2 separate regions of the Homo sapiens genome follow, and region 2 is linked to region 1. The links are chromatin loops, found by intact Hi-C in ENCODE. Cell type or tissue: heart right ventricle. All regions are shown on one strand. Each heading gives the region's core, and the rest is flanking DNA. Links, peaks and the distances in the headings are about the cores only.

Region 1 (10,844 bases), core at 1,960-9,959:
GCTCCTGACATCAGGACACTCAGTAGGCCTCTTTGGCCTCCGTCCCTCGGTGAGGAGGTGTTCTCGCCTGTCCTTCCGCCACGTCCTGCTGTGCAGGAGGGAGCCACGAGCCCTTCCCTGCTCCTGCCACAAATAAGCCACAGGCACAGAGAGTTTGCACAAAGTGGCAGAATGTCTCAAAAGTTGGAAGATTTTTGTTCATAAATGTGCGGATCATTCTTCCTGATTGGAGGCCTTTTCCCACAGACACCCACGCAGAGCGGCAGGGAACCCCCCATCTGGTGGGTGACCTCTCGGGGGCAGAAGCTGCCACCCTCAGGCCCATGAGGTGGTTAGGAGAGTGCCAGGAGCCCAGGCGGCAGACAGCCTCCAGCCAGCCCCAGCTCCCGGCCAGTGGGGCAGTTCGAGTGAGTGCCACCCATCTGCCTCCTTGTCCCTAAGGCAGGGATGATGGCGCGTGTCCAGTGGAGTCAGGGCAGCACCCACAGAGACTCACTCTGGGGTCCTGGGTCACAGGCACAAGGCAGCTGGGCAGCCCCTGCCGGAGGAGTGCGCTGGGCCAGGCGGGGTCGGGGTCGGTGGGGGGAAGGGCGCCTGCTCTTTCCCTCAAGCACGTCACCGTGCCCCTGCCCCAGAATTCACACGCTGAAGCCCTCGCCCCAGCAGGACGGCCTCAGTGGTATTTGGGAGATAACGAGGGTTAGATGAGGCCATGAAGGTGCAGCTCTTGTCATGGGATTAGGGCTCGTATGAGAAGAGACACCAGAGCCTCCTCTCTCTCTGCCGTGTGAGGACACACGGAGGAGGGGCCGTCTGTGAACCAGAAGGGGGCCCTCCTCGGACCCCAACCCTGCCGGCACCCGGACCTCAGACCCCCGGCCTCCTGTGAGAAACCCACATCTGTTCTTGGGGCCCCCAGCCTGTGGCATCCTGTTAGGGAGGGCTGAGCAGACTGAAACAGCCATGAAGTCTAAAGTCCTGCAACTCTTGCCTCCAGCTCAGCCTCCCTTGTCTACATAGGAGAGTTTCTTTAACGCTGGCTTTTTATGTGCCAAAAATGAGAGACCAGCAGGAAAGCTGAGCTGGAAGAGACAGGATTGGAGCTAGGAATGGAGCAGCCGGCACCAGCGAACCCACCGGCTCGCGGCCACCCTCCCTGCCCCGGGAGAGGGCTGCACTCAGAGCCCACGGGAAGGACACAAGTGTGGTGGTGAGCCCCGGGCCACATGGGTGCAGGAGTGGGCAGAGGCTCAGCCTCAGCATCACTGGGTTCACCTGTGACTAAGTCGGTGCTTCCCGATGGAGACTTTGCTATGAATCCTTCCAGCCTTAGAGAGAGAACCCTTCTGGGGTCAGAAGCAGAGGTGCTCCTGCCCGTTGGATTTTTCCTTTGAATGACTGAGTCAGCACAGCCTGCTTGGGAGAATCGAATATGCCCTTCCGTAAAAAGCAACCTCAAACATCCATGCACCTGAGATTCCTCACAAAAATTATAAAGGAGTGGCTACTCCTCTGCATATACTGAGCATTTTAAAAGTTAAAAACAGAATTTTGCTTTGTTTCTAAGATTCCAGTCTATCCAAAAGATCTCATTTTAAGCCTGTTACCGTTTTGATGATCAAGGCAGTATCCATTGTTAAAATTCATTGCCCTTGAGCTATGAAAAAAATTAGACGCCCTCCTTTACATGGATAACGCAGGCAAGAGAGCAGGTGGCTGGTTTTGTGTTGGTAAATTGCGTTTCTCTTTTTTAACAATTCAGCTGTTGTGAGGTGGCCTGATTAGATCTCCGCCCGCCATCAACCTGACGCCCTGGGGCCTCTGCCCTCGCACTCCACCAGACTCCCAACCCGCCGACCGGCCTGCTAGCCGCGGACACAGTTATCTCCTTCTAAATTAAAATTGTAACTCGTTCAGTCCCATTTACACAAAGCCTCTGCTTTGACACATGCAATTACTATGAACATAGGGGCAACATGATTGCTAAGGGCCCCAGAAAGAGAGTTTAATCAGAAAACATGGAGTTGTTCCAGCCGATTTATAATTCCACTACTTGGTATTCCTTTATGTTCTTATGTGTTCAGATAATTAGATACACTAGTTCCTGCTTCCCGAGAGGCCAGAAAGGGCAAAATTTCTATTCTTTTTACATTAAAAAGATTAAATTATAATATAGAAAATCTGTAACTTTTGGTAGAAATGACAAATTCACACTACATTAATTTCAGTGCTTACAAAATGTTACAAATACTTTGTGCATTCTTTGCTTTCTCGTGTAGGTGCACGTGAATTAATTACCTATCCAATTTCAACGTCTTTCAAGTCCGCTTTCCCCGGACAACTCTGAAATGAAAAGGAAATGGGTTTGATTTCCATTTGCTGAGCATATTTGTTTTAAGATGTTTAACCATTTAAGCCTTTGTGCATGAACAGAAGTACATGGGCATTAACAGGCGTGTTCACTACGCAAACATGGTGTGGGACAACAGAGTCCATGGGTAATTATGAAGCAGAAGGGACACACTTCAGTCCTGATACTTTGCAAAGCAGAGCAGGTACACTGTCACCTACGAGGGGTGAGCTCACACCCCAAGTCAGGGGAATTAGAAATAGGAGGTTTTGGCCAGGCGCGGTGGCTCACACCTGTAATCCCAGCACTTTGGGAGGCCGAGGTCGGTGGATCACCCTAGGTCAGGAGTTCGAGACCAGCCCGACCAATATGGTGAAACCCTATCTCTACTAAAAATACAAAAATTATCTGGGTGTGATGCCGGGCACCTGTAGTCCCAGCTTCTCAGGAGGCTGAGACAGGAAAATTGCTTGAACCCAGGAGGCAGAGGTTGCAATGAGCTGAGATTATGCCACTGCCCTCTAGCCTGGGCACGAGAGTGAGACTCCATCTCAAAAAATAATAATAATAAAAGAAAATAAAGATAAAAATAAGAAATACAAGGTTTTAAGGGGACTTAGCACATGTGCCCCACACAGGGGGCTGGACAAGTTTTCGTCAGGAGGTGGGGACTCCAGCTTCACTTATTTTTCCAAACAGTAACTGATTGAGTGTCCAACCTATGGCAGGCATCCACCCACCAAGGACAGCTGGCAGCACCAGGGCCTGGGAGAGGCCAGGAAGGGACTCCCTGGAGCTTCGGGAGGGTCATGGTCCTGCCCACACCGTGATCTCAGCAAGACAGCGTGACAGCACAGTCTGTTACTTGGGCCACCCGATCAGCCCTGGGACCCAGACACAACTTGTGCCCTCATCGGAAGGGCAAACAGAGACACAGAGTGAAGACAACGTGAAGAGATGCAGGGAGAAGGAGGCCGAGAAGGCAGAGGCAGAGACACAGCCACGGGGCGCCACGAACTGCTGGCACTGCCAGAGGCTGGGAGAGGCATGCAGGCATCTCTATCAGTTCCGGCAGTCAACAAACGCCGACCAGAGGCTCAAACAACAGAGGCTGACTTCTCACAGTCCCGGGGCCTGCACATGCCAAGATTAAGGTCCCAGCCCACTCAATTCCTTCCTCCTGGCTTGGGGTAGGCGCCTTCTCACTCTGTCCTCACATGGCAGGGAGAGCCACAAACAGAGAAGGAGAGCCAGAGACAGAGAAAGAGAGAGGGGCAGAGAAAGAGGGAGCGCCCTGGTGTGGTCGTCCTCTTACAAGGACACAAATCCCATCTTGGGAACTCCACCCTCATGACCCCCCATAGGCCCTGCTTTCTAAGACCATCACTTTGGGGGCTGGGGGCTTCAGCTTACAAATCTGAGGATGACATTGAGTCCGTAGCAGAAGTGCCTCCGGAAGGAACCAGCCCGGTGGCATCCTCGTTTTGGACTTCTGGCCTTCAGAGTTGGGAGAGAATGAATCCTAGTTGTTATGGCAGCCACAGGGCACCGAAGAGAGACTCAGCTGAGGTTTGGGAGTTGAGAAGCCCTTGCCAGGATAGGACAGTGAGGTGGGGACCGCAGGTGGAAGGCACATTCTGGGGAGAGCCACACTGTGACTTACAGTTCCCCCAACACCACGGACAGGGAACACTGTGCGCATTGACACCCACAGGATAAAGATGAAACATTATTTTTTAGAGTAAAACATTGTTTTGACCTAAAAGTTTATATTTTTCTTATTTTAAAAGAAATGGAAGCACTTTGGGAGCCCCTAAGAGTACCATGGGCCCCCACCTTCTGCCCACAGCGCCTCCTGGGCAAGTGGCTTCGGTTATGGGCCATGGCACAGGAGGGGCCGCATGTTTAGGAAGTACGGGGGCAGCCCCAGGGTGGACCGGAGGGGATGGAGGAGCTGAGGGCATCGGGCAGTGCCTAAGCGGCCCGCACCTGCAGGCCGGGCCAGAGCTGATGGATCTGTAAACCCAGACATGCAGTGGGAATGTGAAGGACTGAGGGTCACCTTAGCTGCTGTACAGGAAATAAGTCACACCACAGTCTGTCCCTAAACAGAGGTGGTTCCCAAAAGCCTTCTTCGAAGGAGTTTCCACAGAAGCAGCTGGTTCCACTCGCAGAGTCAGCCGCACAGCGTCTTCCAGTTTCTCTCCACTTCCATCCTCGGTCACCGGCCGCCTTCTCCTGCCTCCTCCTTGCAAGGACATTGTCTTTGCAGTGAGGACCTGTGTGAGTTTCCTGGGTGGCCACAGCAAACCACCCACACCTGCTGCTTGCAACAGTGCACGCCTGTCTCGCAGTTCTGGAGGCCAAGGTCTGGAATCCGTAGCTGTGAACTGGGCTGGTGCCTCCTGGAGGCTGAGAGTCGGGCCGGCTGCCCTCCAGCATCTGGTGTGGCCGGCAGCCCCTGGTGGCCCTCAGTGGGCTCCTGGCCCCGCTGGGCCTCTCTGCTCATGGCGCCCTCCTCCCTGCGTTCTCCTCTTCTCATAAGGACACGGGTTATACTAGATCAGGGCCTCCCTATTCCAGGATGACCACGTCTTAATGAATCACGTCTGCAATGCCTATTTCCAGATAGGGTCCCATTCTGAGGTGTGGGGAGGGATATGAATCTGGGGTTGGGGGGGCCACTACCTGGCACAGCACAGGGTGCAGGTGGGTGACCCGGGAGACTCTCCCCGCTCCAGACCTGTCATCATGTTGCCGTCTAAGGCGGCACTCACAGGTTTGCGGGGCTGCACATCTTTGGGGTCCTCCCCTCAGCCTGGCACAGTGTGTGCCCAGCAAGTAGACGACCGCATCCTCGCCAACACACATGTGCTAGAAACTTCTGTCAGGAAATGCTGCTCCTCACAGCCACGGGTGGAAACTACTCAATGCATTGCAGAGCTGACACCCTCTCTCTGGCCTGGCTCCGAGCTGTGCCTGGTGTGGTGGAGGGGTGGAGGCCACCCTCACCCGGCCCTGTGTGCTGCTCTGATGCGGCTGAGGGGACCAGGGCCTGGGTGTGCCCTCAGCGCGTCCACTCCAGAGGGGAGCCTGCGTCCACATTTTGGCCCTGTGGGTAAAGGTGGCTTCCCCCTGAGCTTGTAGGGGTGTGGGACACTGCCTGATGCCACCTGCCATGATTTTACATGAAAAGCCGGGAAGAGGCACTGAGGAGCCACCTGACCCCATGGAATGCCATTTCCTGGGGTCGCTTGGCCAGAAGTCATTGACACAGCCCTGCCAGCCAGAAGCTGGGGCAGGGACGGGGTCCTGCCTTCTGGAACAGGCTCTGTGTGGAGGTGACCATGTCCCAGAGGTCTCTGCTCAGCCCAGGGGGCGGGTGGGGGTGGAGTTGCAGGGTGGATGGTGGGGGTGGGGCCAAGCTGGCCCGAGAGGTCTGTGAGGTGAGAAGAGCTGGGGTCTCTCCTCCTCTGCCACCCCTGCCCCACCTTGCTCTGAATCTCTCCCTCTGTCTGTCTCTGTCGGTCTCTTTCTCTCTCTACTCCCCACTCTAGTGTCTTTAGAGCTCTGGATAAGGTGTGTGCTGAGTCCGGTCTGGTTTGGGGTAGATGTTCTTTGATCTGTTACCACTCCTGGAGGGAAAGCCCCTGGTCCCCCATTCCTGTAGAGCCAGGCCCCGCCCACCAATTGCCCCCATCTGGCCCAGGGGGACCTTTCCTCTGCTCTCCAGGGACCACTGCAGGTGGTGTGGCCCCTGAGGGGAGCATAAGGGTGCAGTGCCTGACTCAGGGGACACAGAAGCCCCGCCCATACGGCCTTTCACACAGCACAGCACCCAGCCCTCGGCAGCCCAGAGCGGGAACCAACAGGGTAGGTGCCCAGGGGCCCCAAAGGTCAGAGTTCCTCCCACAGCTGCCAGGGAGCACAGGGACCGCAGCACGGGGTCTTCTGCTCAGCACCGGGACCCCGCTCGCTGCAGCTAAAGAAACAAATAAGTCCAAGGGCTCCATGGCCAGGGCCGGGCACCTGGAACAGGGTGGTCCTGGGGCGGCCACATCCACTCCTTCCAGGTCAGTTCCTGGTGACCCTCGGCCTGCAGTCGGCCTTGCTGAATTCTTTTAGGCCACCCGGATACCCCCTGCTACGCGTCCAGCTGTTGATCGCCCACTGACCTGTAGAAGACCTGGTCAGCCCCTCTGTCTTCCGTCACCCACGGAGGCGTCCGCAGATGCTCAGCGCAGCCCGCCCGGCCCTGCACAGACCCGAGGCGGCACCAGGGGGCGCTGCCGGCCCGAGGACGCGGGCGCGGGGCGGAGGCTGCGGGGCAGGAGCCGCTGTGCGCGTTCAGGCAGCTGCCCGGGACCCCTGGCACCGACCGCAGCCCCCAGAGGCCCCCGGGGGGTTTCCGCCTGAGCCTAAACCGAAGACAGGGCCTGTTTTCAGTCATCCCGACCCCACAGACTCAGCCCGTTAGTTCCCGCGCTGCCCGGCGCCCTAGTACCCAGAGCTGGTGGGGACTCCAGGCCACCAAAGGCAGGGGCGGGGCGGGCGGTTGAAGGAAGATTGGGACACGGAGAAGAGGGACAAGGCCTGGGGCCCGAGGGGTCAGGACGCTCTGCCAGCCTCACCACCCGCAACACCCAGGCACGGACGCACGCACACACTCCACACGTGTGAACACGCACGCATGGCTGCACACACGTGCACAGAGAGGCACAGCCTGCAGGAACACAGTTGCACGCACACAGGCACAGGCACGCTCCCTCCCTCATCCTCTCACACACACCCCAGGTGCAGACACCCCCACCCAGAGGACGCAGCTCAGATGCAGAAACAGGCTGGGTCACAAGAGCTACGGGAGGCGGCCCCTGCTGTCCGGTGTCTTCTCTGGGGAAAGCTTTTCCGGAGCCTGATGGAGGAAGACAGAGGAAAGAGACCTGTGTTCCCTGATGCACTGGCCAGCCGCTTCCCGGGGACGGGGAGGCAGCAGCCAGGTCCATCCGTCTGGGGAGTCAGGCGCGATGTGTGGCCCCCACAAGGTCCCCCCAAAAAAAAAGAACCTGAGAACGCTGGAGCACGGAGGGCCCAGAGGCGTGAGAAGCTCAGACCCCTGGACAGGGGACCCCACCCCACACGTAAGGCCACACGCCATCGGCTGACCTGGCACTCCGAGAGGACCCAGCTCCCAGTCTCCCCAGCTAGCTCTCAAAACACGAACGTCAAGTTTTCATCGGGAAACCGGCGCTGTCAGTGGCTTCCACCACCAAGCTAGCTCTGCCTGGCTGTCACCCAAATGCCAAGGGCCTGTTTTGGAAAGCATCAACCACAAGTTCCTTGTGAGGCCTCGGCGTGGCCTGCCAGGGTCCCTCCCCTCACAGAGAGACACCCGGCCCAAGCTGGCTCTTCCCCACCGCCCAAGCCTCAGCCACGCCCCATCTTCCTCGTGTCCCCCCAGCAAGTCACCAGGCTGGTGGGGGCCCAAGGAAGCAGGAGCAGAGTCTACTCTGATCGTGTTCATTCCTAAGTCCCTCCCTCCTGCCCCAACCTAAAACCCACTTGTGGGGAAGGAGGGCCAGTCCAGCCTCCAACAGGGAGGGCACTCCTGATATCCTCCCCTGGACCCTTTGCCCTCAGGGCCCCCCACACTGGGTGTGACATAGGGTGGCCCCTGGGAGCACTTGGCTGCTGTCCTGCACAGGGCACCTGGGAGACCCACAGCATCCTCCCTGCACCCGGCCCTCGCCCCACCTCACAGCATCCTGCGAGGCTGGCCAGATCCCATGGCCACACGGCCAGATCATGGATTTCCAAGCCCTGGCTCTCTCCTACATCCTGTTACACTCATGTGGTCCCTGGAGTGGGTTAGGGACAGCATGGCCAGCCTGGCCCTCTGGAGAAGCACGGAACTGTGGTGGGAGCAGGCAGAGGGACAGGCCGCCATGGATTGTTCCAGGACCCCCCATGGCGAGGGACCCCATTCTCCCTGAGAATTTATCTGTTCTTGTCCCACTCTCAGGCTCCTCCTAAGAATGGGCCCTGCCCTTCCCTTGCCCAGCACCTCCCCCACAGCCTCTGCTTGTGCACCCACCCTGCCCCACATTCGGGGGCCTGAGGAGCCCTCACCTTGAGACCCCTCCTCTCGAAAGGTCCCTGACCACCCACCCACTCCAGGCACCCCCTTCTTCCCCAGGGAACTTCCACCCTGTCTGGGCCATTGCTCCAGACCCTCCATCCCCTCATCAACCTTCGGGGCAGGAGATCAAAGAAAAACCAGGCTGCCTTGTTCTCAGCAGGAGCTCAGCAGGAGCCCAGGGCCTGGCAGAGGCTCTTCGGGTCACAGGATGAGCCAAGGAAGGGAAGAGTGACACTGTCCCAGGCCCCGAGGACCCAGGCCCCATGCCCCCATAGGCCCTGCCCCACAGGCCGGTCCTCCCCCAGCCCCACCCCTCCCCAGACCTCATCCCTCCCCAGCCTTACCCTCCCCAGCCCTGACATCTCCAGGCCACCCCTCCCCAGGCATCATCCCTCCCCAGCCTTGCCCTACCCCTGCCCTGCCCTCTGTGGCCCCCCCCTCCCCAGCCCCACCTTCCCCAGGCCTCACCCCTCCCCAGGCCTCATCCCTCCCCCAGCCCCACCCCTCCCCAGCCCTACCTTCTTCCAGCCCCACCTTCCCCAGGCCTCACCCCTCCCCATCCCCCACTCTTCCCAGGCCCTACCCTCCCCAGGCCTCACCCCTCCCCATCCCCCACTCTTCCCAGGCCCTACCCTCCCCAGGCCTCACCCCTCCCCAGGCCTCATCCCTCCCCAGCCCCGCCCTCCCCTGACCCCACTCTCCCCAGCCCCACCCTTTTCTGGCCCTGCCCTCCCCAGGACCCACCCCAGCCCTCACGGTGCGTCTGTCCAGCGAAGCTGTCTGGATCCCATGGCTGCACTGCCAGGTGGTGAGCTTCCAAGCCCTGGGCTCCCAGGACTCTGTCACTTTAGGGATCCCCTCCCACCCACCTCCAAACTCCTCATACCCCCCACCACCCTCACCCGAAGCCCCTGCTTCCCCACACCCGGGATGAACACCCAGTAATTAAGATGTTCAAGTATTTTCTTTCTTTCCATTTCTTTCTATTTACACACCTTCAAATTAAAATTGGAATAAAGTCGTCTGTATAACTTAATGCTCTCACTTAGCACGACCCTCTCATGAGTGTTTTCTCATGTTACTGGAAGTTCTTCAGCAGCACTGTCTACCTGTAGCGGCTGCCGAACACGACAGGATTTGCATTTGCCAGAATCGATTGAACTACTTCCATGAGGTTGGAAAGACGGACATTTAGGCCCTTTATTTCTTTATTTTATTTTTACCAACATTTTCTAAATGCTGCAAAATGAACACCTGGACCGTTTTGTTGTTTACTTGTTTACTCCTCCACATAGATCAGGGGTCTGCAAACGTGCTCTGCAGACAGCTAGAGAGTCAGTATTGTGCTGGGGGCGGGGACGGGGAAGATGGTCTCCACCGCACACTCTTCCTTATTCGCTAATCGTTTTCACAGTAACGGACCATTCCGAGCTCTTGGCCGTGCAGCAACAGGCCACAGAGCGGATTTTGACCACTTGCCAGTTTATCACCCTAAAGGCAGCATTGCTAGGTCAGCCACATTGGAAGGCTTCTGGTGCATATTACCAAACCCCTCTCCAGAACAAAATTATGCTGATACTTTTGCTACTAGTATCTGAAAACGCATATTCCTCTGAATATTTGCCAACATTGACTATTACTATTTTTAAGCAAATTGCTAAATTCATCGTTAAAACTCAAATTGCATCTTCCTGGGTTGTTGTGATTCTATTTCCACATCTAACTTCATTCGATTGCGCCTTCCTTCTTCCCGTAAGACCTCTAGACACTGAGGACATCAGATGTCAAAACCGTCACAGCGTGCTTCCGGTTTTTGTTGGATTTTGTTTGTTTTGTTATGGTGTTTTTTGAAGTGTCACAGGGTTTAATGTCTTTGTAATCAAATCTAAAATTTTTTGAAAAGTGTTTATTGATACATAATAATTGTACATATTTACAGGGCAGTTGTGATATTTTGATTGTGCACACAGCATGTAGTGATCAAATCAGGGTATGTAGTATATCCATCACTTGGAACATCTACTCTTTCTTTCTGTTGGGAAGATTCCAGTTCTTCTAGCTATTTTGAAATATACAGCGGACCAGGTGCAGTGGCTCACACCTGTAATCCCAGCGCTTTAGGAGGCCAAGGCAGGTGGATCACCTGAGGTCAGGAGTTCGAGACCAGCCTGGCCAACATGGCAAAACCCTGTCTCTACTGAAAACACAAAAATTAGCCAGGCATGGTGGCACACACCTGTAATCCCAGCTACTCGGGAGGCTGACAGGAGAATCGTTTGAACCCAGGAGGCGGAGGTTGCAGTGAGCCGAGATCATGCCTCCACTGCACTCCAGCCTGGAGTGAGACTCTGTCAAAAA
Region 2 (10,844 bases), core at 867-8,866, 490 kb after region 1:
TAAGAGCTGTAACACTCCCTGTGAAGGTCTGTGGCTTCACTCCTGAAGTCAGCGAGACCAGGAACCCACCGGAAGGAACTCCGGACACAAAGAACTGCAACACTCACCCGAGGGTCTGTGGCTTCATTCTTGAAGTCAGTGAGATTAAGAACCCACCGGAAGGAACCAGTTCCGGACGTGCCGAGTTCAAGCAATTGTCCTGCCTCAGTCTCCGGAGTAACTGGGATTACAGGTGCACGCTGCCATGCCCAGCTAATTTGTATTTTAGTAGAGTCGAGGTTTCACCGCGTTGCCCAGGCTGGTCTCGAATTCCTGAGCTTGGGCAACCCACTCACCTCGGCCTCCCAAAGTGCTAGGATTACAGGCGTGAGCCACCAGGCCGGGCCCGTATGGTGGTTTCTACTCCGGACTGACTCTCCCGGGTCTTGGTCACTCTGCAGAATCCTGGACCGGAAGGGGGCCTCGGCCAGGGGAGGGCTTGCGAGGAGCCCCGGACCTACTGGCCATTATAGGGTGACGGGAAGTTCCTTGCATCCCGGGATCCCATGGCACTTGGTCAGGGAAGCCTCCCCAGAGAGGCCCAACTCCCCAGATCCAGGTGGGGAATCAGGGTACCAGCCAGGCAGTGTTCCCACCCCAGCCATGCTGCTGGCTTCCGTCCCTGTGGTGGGGTCACCCAGGTGGCTCATGCCTCCACGCACAGCCTTGTGGACACCCCCACACCGCCCATAGTCAAGTCAGAGCTCACGAGCCCACAGGGCAGATACCCGCCACGAGGGGACGGTGGGCCAGGAGGGTCCTCTGTGGGCAGCGCCGTGTTCCTGATCTCCCCAGGCTGCTGGGGGATGGGGTGGGGCAGAGGAGGCCACCTTCCCATTTCCCACTTTGCTGGGTCTCCCTCTTTGCTGGACAGTGCTGGGGCAGGTTACACACCCATGACAGTGTGAGGACTGAGGGTGCGCGTCCTGGAGCCTTCAGGGCTTGGGTGGAGGGGGCAGCTTGTCCCCCTGAGGCCTGGGCCAGAGATCCCATTCTGAATGCGGAGAGCCAAGATTCTACCTGGATCCTGGCCTTGTGGGTCACTGTGACGGCCCAGAGCTGACTTTATGTGACAGTTTGTCCTGAGATTTAAAACTGAATATTTAGACTCGTGGGATCTGGGCATCCACTTCAACCAAGGATGGGGACAGGCAGCAGGGTGGAGGGTGGACGATGCAGGAAGATGCTGTAGGACCAAGAACAAGGGGGCTGTGAGGCAAAGGAGCAGCACGAGGAGCCGTGTGTGCCCACTGCCACTTGCAGCCTCATTTCTCAACCCGACTGTGATGACTGCCGCTTGCTGGAAAGATGCTCTGAAGACACAATGAACTGACAATGCGTCACCCCGACTCCTGCCTGAGCCACTCCATTCCTTAAAGACGGTACGTGACTCACGTCCTTGCTGTGTCCTGCACGAGATAAGGTCTGGCAGGGTTGGTAATTATGCCTCTGGGATCTGTAACCAGACATTCTCTGTAACCATTCTGTATAATCTGGACGTTCTCTGTAATCCAGATGTTCTGTGTAAACTGAAGTTCTCTGTAATTGGACTTTCTCTATAACCAGTTGTCCTCTGTAACCTTCTCTATAATCCAGATGTTCTTTGCAACCAGATATTCTCTCTAACCAGACATTCTGTATAATCCAGACATTCTCTGTAACCAGATGTTTTCTATAATCCAGATTTTTTTTTTTTTTTGAGACAGTTGCACTCTTTTTGCCCAGGCTGGAGTGCAATGGTGAGATCTTGGCTCCCTGCAACCTCCACCTCCCAGGTTCAAGCGATTCTCCTGCTTCAACCTCCCTAGTAGCTGAGATTACAGGCATGCACCACCATGCTTAGCTAATTTTGTATTTTTAGTAGAGACGGGGTTTCTTCATGTTGGTCAGACTGCTCTCAAACTCCTGACCTCAGGTGATCCGCCCACCTCGGCCTCCCAAAGTGCTGGGATGACAGACGTGAGCCACCGCACCCGGCCCTGGATGTTCTTTTTAATCCAGATATTCTCTGTAATCCAGACGTTCTCTACAACCAGACATTCTCTGTAATCGGACATTCAGTACAATCCAGGCTTTCTCCGTAACCAGACGTTCTCTATAATCCAGACGTTCTCTGTAACCCACACGCAGCTCCGTGTGACTCTGCTCTTCCGTGACTTCTGCGTCTATAATCCAGACGTTCTCTGTAACCCACGTGCAGCTCCGTGTGACCCTGCTCTTCCGTGACTTCTGCGTCTATAATCCAGACGTTCTCTGTAACCCACTGCAGCTCCGTGTGACTCTGCTCTTCCGTGACTTCTGCGTCTATAATCCAGACGTTCTCTGTAACCCACTGCAGCTCCGTGTGACTCTGCTCTTCCGTGACTTCTGCATCTATAATCCAGACGTTCTCTGTAACCCACTGCAGCTCCGTGTGACTCTGCTCTTCCGTGACTTCTGCGTCTATAATCCAGACGTTCTCTGTAACCCACTGCAGCTCCGTGTGACTCTGCTCTTCCGTGACTTCTGCGTCTATAATCCAGACGTTCTCTGTAACCCACTGCAGCTCCGTGTGACTCTGCTCTTCCGTGACTTCTGCGTCTATAATCCAGACGTTCTCTGTAACCCACTGCAGCTCCGTGTGACTCTGCTCTTCCGTGACTTCTGTGCACATTTCGAGCTGCATCACCAGAGCTGTGCCAGGAGCTGGGACTGTTCCGCAGCAGCCTGACCATGTGCCTCTGAAAGACCCCTCCCGGGCTGCAGTGCTCAGAAAAACTTCCAAATAAGATGAACTTCCCTTATTTAAAAGCTTGACTCCTTTTTTAGTGGACAGGGCTATGAGCTGAGGGACACGAGACGTCCAGGACAGGAGGGCCGGCCTTGTCTCAGGCCCTGCTCCCTCACCAAAGGCTCTGTGCTCTGTTCTCCTTCTGAGCCAGCTGTCCTGAAACGGAGGCCCTTTTGTGACCCGACTTGGTCTGTTGGCGGGGGACAGACACCAAGGCCATGTCTCACACCGGTCATGGCCAGCCCCCGGCCCTCCTTCCCTCCTCCCCTCCTTCCCTGCTGTAGCCTTTAGGGTTCAGACCCTGGCTGTCCTGTCCTCATTGGGGCTGATGCCCTGCCATGCCCCCCAGGAGCCCCCGTGCTCGGCAGGCTTGGGCTGGGAGGCGCAGTCTCCAGTCTCCAGCAGACACCACCTTACCCAGGTACATGGCACTTTCCTCATTAGGGTGACATTTTCCTCATCAGTGAGGCTCTCGCCTCCTGAGTTGCACCACCCCTGCGCCAGCGTGGTTGGTCTCCAGAGTCATACATGAGCATGGCGGGCTTGCCTCCAGGAACCAGAGGGTCCTCTGGGGGTTGGGGCACAAGGGGCCGCCCTGACCTCCCCAGACCCTAATGCGATTCCCACAGCTCTCGTCCACGAAGCACCAGGCCTCGGCCACGTTTCTAATCTCGTGATCCCTCCTGGAAATCCCAGACATGACAGATCCCAACGGGGTGATGCTTGCATCACTGAACCAACCCCAGGACACCGGAGAGCTGGCCGTGTGGGGAACCCGTGGATCCACCTGGGCCCTGGAGCTGGGGATGTTGGTAGTGTGCGGGGAGGCGGCAAGGCAAGACGGGCAGGAGGAGGCAGCTCTGTCCAGGGCCCAGGCGTCCCTCACGCCGTTTCCAGGCACCCGCAGACTTCAGGAGTCTTAGTCATCGTTGGGTGTTTGGGGCTCTCTAGTCCCAGTAGGTGCTGGGACTCTCAAACCTCACAGCTACCACCCTGGTGCTATCGTTACGGACGATCGCACTTTTGAGAAAATTGGGCACCGTTGCCAGAGCAGCAGTTAGGCCTCAAGCCAACTAGGCTCCAGAGCGCCTGCCGCCAACCATCATACCACAGGGCACGGTCTCGGATATTAAACGTCTGGTTGGATACAAATCAAGACCACAATTTCTCATTGCACTGGGAGCTTCGCCACGCACCATCTCTGGGCTGACGCAACAGCCTAAGGCCCTGGGTCCCTAGAAATAGATCCTGTGTGTTGTAAGTGGGCCGGCCTGGTGGTCAGGGCTGCACACGGGGCCTCTGGGCGGTGGCTGGGGGGTGGTCATTTCAGGAAGTTGTGCGGTGGGGTCCTGTGATGGGGCGTGTGTTGGGATCTTTATGACCTTGAGAATCATGGTTTTTGAGGGAGACCAAGGCCTCTGTGTCAGGGCCAGCCTGATGGGGGTTGGGGCAACTGAGCTCAACACCAACAAGCAGAAACAGGCAAGTTATCTCTTGCTCTATGCCTCAGTTTACTCATCTGTCCATCGTAGTAACACTTGTGTTTTTAAGGATTCTGCCAAAATAGCATCATGTATATGAAATGCTTGCAGGTTCCTAGAATGGACAGTGCTGAGCAGAGATGGCTGTTGTTCTATTTCAGCAACCGAATGCCAAAAATACGGAGGAGGCAGTGCGGCATGGAGGCGGATCTGCCTTACGAAATGGGCAGGGGCCCCACGCGTGGGAAAGGGCACAGGCATTTGGAAGAGTGTGGCACTTTTTCAGGAAATGCAACATCCTTCTACTCTGTGACCCAGCGGCTCCCCCTGGTGTTTACCAGAGAGAAATGGACGCAGACATCTGCCCACATGCAGGCACAGGAAGGTTCGTGGCCGCTGTGTTTCAATATTGTAATTGCGCCAAACTGGAGATGACACAGAGTCCAGGCTCAGGAGCGTGACTGGCAGCTGTGGCACATCTGTGCCATGGAGTGCTGCTCAGCACCAGGGGCAGGGGCTGTGGACGGAGCTGTGGACGCAATGTCAGGAGCACGGTGGGCGAGGAGACGGGAAGCCGGGGGCCCTGTCCTGTGGGGTTCTGGAGCAGGCAAAGCATGCCTGGGACAGAGATGGCCAGGCCAATATTACCCCTGGGCGAGGGCCAACAGCAAGGCCAGGACCGAGCTTTCTGGGGTGGTGTTGATGCAGGTGGACGCAGCTGTCTACACGGAGTCCACCTCCCCCACTGCCAGCATCTGTCCCGGAGGGCTCGGCTCACTGGCAGTTTGTCCGCAAGGTGGTGCTCAGTCACCATGCACAGGACATTTTTGACCGAAAGTTCTGTTTTTGCCATAAGTTGCACCCTGACCACACCTGCTTCTTCTGAAAGCACCTGGTACCCAGATGTGCCCATCCCCAGCTGCATTTCCTGAGTACGAAACTTGCAGGAATTTGTAGCAGGGAGGATGGGACTAAGATTATGTGTGTGTGGAGTGGGCAGGAGCTACCAAGAGCCCTGAAACCACTCAGGGTTTTGCTTGGCCATAAAGAGCCACGGAGCCTTCTAGGTTGAGGGAGGCCTTTGTGGAGAAAGGAAGCACCTGGATCAAGAAGGTTATTTCAGTGCTTGTCATCATCACCTTCTGGACCGTAAGTGGCAGGCACACATGTTGAAAATAACAACAGAAGACAGAGGCTACTTTGACTCAGATGTCTGGGCAGGCAGGGCTGGCCAGGAAGCTGGAGGCAGGACTGACCACGGCCTCTCTCTGCAAATCTGTGTCATTTATTTCCTGACGCTGGTAGCCTGGGGGTCCCTCTGCCTGAACACCTTCTGGCTCTTCTTTTTTTTTTTTTTTTTTTGAGACGGAGTCTCGCTCTGTCGCCCAGGCTGGAGTGCAGTGGCGCGATCTCAGCTCACTGCAAGCTCCGCCTCCCGGGTTCACGCCATTCTCCTGCCTCAGCCTCCCGAGTAGCTGGGACTACAGGCGCCCGCTACCACGCCCGGCTAATTTTTTGTATTTTTAGTAGAGACGGGGTTTCACCTTGTTAGCCAGGATGGTCTCGATCTCCTGACCTCGTGATCCGCCCGCCTCGGCCTCCCAAAGTGCTGGGATTACAGGCGTGAGCCACCGCGCCCGGCCCTGGCTCTTCTTAACTGCTCTGAACCCCTGGCATCAACCTGATGGGCAGGTGCTTCCCCCATGCTTCTTCTCCCTGCACTGCCCACCCCACGACTGACCTTCCCTGGGTTCCCTACACACCCCTTCAGTGCCTCTCACTTCCCTCCTGATGGCAGACGTCTCAGGACTGCTACCTTGGGAGGTTTCCCTTTGTGTCCCCAGCCACATAAGGTATCTCATTCTCTGCACATCCCCGTACCATGAATGGATGGATTGGTGGATGGGTAGATGGATGAATGGGTGGATGGATGAATAGATGGATAGGTGGGTAGATGGATGGGTGGATGGATGAGTAGATAGGTGGGTGGTTGGGTGGGTGGATGGATGGATGGATGGATGGATGGATAGATGGGTGGGTAGGTGGATAGATTTCTATCTGAAGAGTGGGTGGATGGATGGATGGATGGATGGACAGATGAGTGGGTGGATGGATGGATTTATGGGTGAATGGAATGATGGATAGATGGATGGATGGATAGATGGGTGGGTGGGTGGATAGGTGGATGGATGGATGGATGAATGGTGGGTGGATGGATGGATGGATGAATGGATGGATAGGTGGGTGAGTGGATGGGCAGATGGATGGATGGGTGGATGGATGGATGGATGGATAGATGGGTGGGTAAGTGGATAGATAGAAGGGTGGGTGAAAGGATGGGTGGGTGGGTGGATGGATGAATGGATAGATGAGTGGGTGGGTGAGTAGGTGGATAGATGGATGGATGGGTAGATGAGTGGGTGCAAGGATGGATAGATGGTTAGGTGGATGGATGGATGGATGGATAGATGGGTGGGTTGGTGGGTAGATAAAAGGGTGGGTGAAAGGATGGGTGGATGGAAGGATGGATGTATGATTGGATGGATGGATGGATGGATGGATGGATGGACAGATGAGTGGGTGGGTGAGTGGGTGGATGGATGGATGGATGGATGGACAGATGGGTGGGTGAGTGGGTGGATGGATGGATGGATAGATGGGTGGGTGGATGGATGGATGGATGGATGGATGGGGAGATGGGTGGGTGGATTACTGGATGGATGGGTTCATGAGTGAATGAAAGAATGAGTGAATGAATGAGTAGGTGATTTGTTCCTCAGGCCCTGGAGCTGGATCTACCCTACTGTCCCTGAGTGGCCTGTGTCCCATGCACCAGTCTCTGTGAACTATGCTCCACACAGAGGCAGGAGCCTGACTCCTGAGAGATATGGGTGTAACCTCTCAGGGCGTTACTCACTGGGACCACCCAGGAGCTCCTTGCAAAGGTAAAGGCTCCTGGTCTCCCAGTAGGCGCAGCCTCAGTCTCCAGGATGTGGCCTGGGGCCAGCATTTTTCCAGCTCTGGGCGGGGCCCTTTACATCCACCTCTACGCGCCCCCTTAGAAGGGGCTGGTCTTTCCACTCAGCTCTTTGTGTCCTTAGAGGCCAAAACACCTCCTTGCACCCTAGGGGGATGACCCTGCTCTGGTGCGCCAGGGCCCTTATTTTGTGTCCCGATAAGAGAGGGCTGAACCTGGTTTTTCTTCATCAGAAGGATGGTGCGGCCAGCCTGGGAGGAGGGGCTGCCTGGGTGGAGGCTTCTGCATGGCTGTTCAAAGTGCGGCTGTGCTGGCTGCCCAGTGCCTCCTGTCTCAAGGCACAACTCTCAGGTGGACGGAGGACAGAGGCCCTGGAAACCATGGGCCCGGCTTGTCCCCACCCTGGTGCTACAGCTTCAACTCATGGACAAGAGCTCCTGCCAGTCCCCGGGCCCGCAGAGTCTCAGCTTCCTTCCTCCTTGCTCAGTGTCTGCGCTTGTGTCTGGAAAGGGCGTGAAGCAGAGGTTGTGACATTGGCCCCAGACACTCCCTCCGAGAGCCCTGTGCCCTCCCTGACCTTCATGGGCCTCTCGTCTGGGAGACACAATGTTATCTGATTGAGGAGGACTCCCCACTCCGCATCACTGCCCTCCTCCCACAGAGACACAGGGTGTCCTGCAGGGAGAAAAAGGGCCCAGCCGACTGGCTCTGCACGAAAAGTACCCTCTGGAGACGGATTTATCCGTGTGCTGGCTGTTCATGCAGCTAGAACATGTGGTCTCTGAGGCCAGCACGGGGAGCGCAAGGGACACGGGGAGCTCAAGGGACACGGGGCCACACTCCCCCCAGCGCTGGTGGCTTCATTTCAGCAAATTAGGAGCAAAAGCTTCTCAGTCAATCAGGGTGGGCCCCTGGAGGAGGTGGTGGGGTCACAAAGGTGGAGCAGCTGGCTGTGTGTGTCGGTATTTCTGTGTGTGTGTCGGTGTGTGTGTCTCCATATCTGTGTGTCTGTGTATGTCTGTGTGTATCTGTGTCTATTTCTGTGTGTATCTGTGTGTGTCTCCATATTTGTGTGTCTCCATCTGTGTCTCTGTGTATCTGCATGTCTGTGTGTATTTCTGTGTATATCTCTGTGTGTGTTTATCTGTGTGCATCTGTGTCTATGTTTGTGTGTGCACAGATCCACACTGTGAGATGAGAGTCCAGGGTGCTATGTGTCTGGTCCTGGTGGCCCAAGGGGGGCACCTGATGTCCCTGTGGATGTGACTTCCCCGGGCCTGAGTCTGTCCCCCAGTCTTTCGGACTCCCATGACCCTCAAGTGAGCCCACACCATCCTTCCCACCCACTGCCGCTTACCAGGCTGAATCCTTGGTGGGCCACAGCCCCCACCACCCGCGTGCAGCAGTGCCCAGGCCACTCACGAGGGAGACAGAGCTCACGGGCATCTGCAACCCCCTGCACTTGAGGGTCACAGGCTCCTCCTTGGGAGGCACCTCAGCGGGGCTTGGGCCAGCGTACCCCGAGCGCCTCTCGCTGGAACAGGCTGAGGCAGCCTAGAAACCCAACCTCGATGGGGAGCCCGGGGCCCACAGGGCCGCAGGATCAGGTCGCAGTGCTGGGCCAGGCCATGGGTCAGATCGCCAAGTTTCCATGTTTGCAAGTTTCAAGTGGGGCAGGTCTCACCGTGGGGAGGGGCCCGTGGGCAAGGACTGGCCCAGTGACCTTTTGGCATCAGGCAGGGCTGCAGGCCAGGAAGGCAGGCCAGGCCCACCATGGGGGTTTCTGAGCACCCTGACCCTGGGGGTACCCCAAGACTGATCTTTCAGCCCAAATCCAGGAGACCCATCTGGGATGTCACCCCTGACCCCACAGCACTGGGCACAGCTGCTCAATGAGCCAAGGTAAGAACCAGGACCATGTGCCCCTGATTGGCTACTGGAACTGGGCCGTGGACCCCACGACTGTGGTTCAGTGTCCCCATACCCCTGCCACGGCCCAGGGGAGACCACCACCCTGACCAGACCACCTTGCCTGCTCCACAGAAAAACGCGTCCAGAAATGTTACGGTTCCCTCAACCCTCAGCCCGTGACCGGCCCCCACACCTGGCTAGCCAGACCCTTGTATCGCACCTAAACTGAGCGCTGCAGGGGCCGGCCCTGGAGATGGCTCAGACCTCTGCCCCCAGGAAGTCCCCAAGGGGCAGGAGCACAGCCACCCTCCCAGTGGGGAGCCCCAGAGCTTACTGCAGAGCACAGGAGTGGGAATGGGAGGTTATAGAGACACTCTGAGGCCACCGAGAGCCCCTCCAGCACTCAAGGCCTTCCTGGCGCCCAGCCCAGCACCAAGCTGACAGCTCCAGCCGCTCACCGGCTTGCTGGGCCTAAATTCCCCTCCTCTTCTTCCTAGCAAGGTGACCGACGGCTGTGGCCCTTGGTTTGCTCCTCTATAAAATGGGGACAGCCATGGCCTCTCCCCCAGTGCTGCCATGGGAAGAAAAGAAGTTCTTACAATAAGCCCTTAGCTGCCTCCTGACAGGTGGCAAACACACCCCTTGTGCTGAGCTCATTGTTAAAGAAAGAAAGAAACAGATATCAAAAAGAAAAGAGTCTAGTGACAGGAGGGAATGTTTCGGAGGGAAGAAAAATCATTGAATCCGGCCAGTCAAAAGCCAAGTTTCTTCCTCAAGAAAAGCAGAAGTTGCCTTCGTTGGCATCCTCACTAGGCTGGGGCAGGCGCCAGCTCTCAGCCCCTGTCCCTGAACAGAACCTGCTGCCAGGTGGAGGCTGCACCCAAAAGCCAGGCCCCTGAACGTCTGGATGTTACGTTTCCGCTCTGTTCAGAGTCCCCTAGAGCCCAAATTCTACCCTAGGCCCAACCCTGTGCACATCACCCACCCTTTGCACGTCACCCACCCTGCAAAATCCCAAGGGCAGCCGCACCTTAGACACGGATTCCTTAGTCTGAGAGAGGACACACCCACCCCCCACCCCCAGGGCCTCGAAGGGCATCCTCAGATGCAGGAGGCACATGACAAATGCAGGGGTGACTAGGGGAGGGTGGCTTGGTTTCTGCTGCCCGGGAGCTTCCTCTCATCCTGTTCCAGTGGGTGGCCGCGTGGCCAGTGCTGGGTCAGCTGCCTGTCCCGTCACGGGACCCCTCGGGGTCACGGTGGCCTCAGGAGGACTGGCCGTAGGAACATGGCGAGGACACATCCTCGGGCCACGGGCAGCTGGCTTTGCTGACGTGGGGTGGGCGGCTGGCCGGCCACCAACCAGTGAGTGGGCAGGGGTCTCGGCCAGAGTGAGCGCTGGAATGGGGCTGGAGGAAGGTTCTAGAAGCAGAGAGGGTACTGGAAGAAAATGAACTCTGCTTTGGGTCATCTGCAGACCCCGGGAAGCTCCTGCTGTGGCCTTGCGTGCACAGAAAGCTGGGAGCCCCTGTGTCCGCACGGTGAGGGCGCCCCAGCTGGATGCACCTTCTGGAGCAGTGGGGATGCAGGATCCTCCCCCTCGGCTTCTGTTGTGACTTGCTCCCTGGCTGCTGTCCAGTAGCCGGGCACATGTCCAGCACCCTCC

Evidence for each region. A loop is a pair of places that touch in the nucleus more often than their neighbours do. Peaks named below come from ENCODE experiments on the same cell type or tissue, not always from the same donor. Only the 100,000 strongest peaks of a DNase experiment are listed, where the experiment ranks them.
Region 2: a loop joins it to region 1, with 6 times the contacts of the local background. A loop is called at or near these places in 89 of 110 quality-filtered maps.

The regions. Positions count from the first base shown.
Region 1 is chr5:1,649,867-1,660,710 of GRCh38, reverse strand. No RefSeq gene overlaps it. Among named protein-coding and RNA genes, the nearest start is that of MIR4277, 54 kb to the left of the region's middle. In heart right ventricle, for the core only: a CTCF peak has its summit at 6,609 (motif pointing right); DNase peaks (open chromatin) are centred at 5,110 and 6,380; H3K27me3 peaks cover 6,576 bases.
Region 2 is chr5:1,162,101-1,172,944 of GRCh38, reverse strand. No RefSeq gene overlaps it. Among named protein-coding and RNA genes, the nearest start is that of TERLR1, 11 kb to the left of the region's middle. RefSeq lists a cis regulatory region at 3,026 and enhancers at 2,942-3,111, 4,348-4,867, 4,868-5,389. In heart right ventricle, for the core only: a CTCF peak has its summit at 4,618 (motif pointing left); DNase peaks (open chromatin) are centred at 4,604 and 5,020; H3K4me3 peaks cover 330 bases; H3K27me3 peaks cover 809 bases.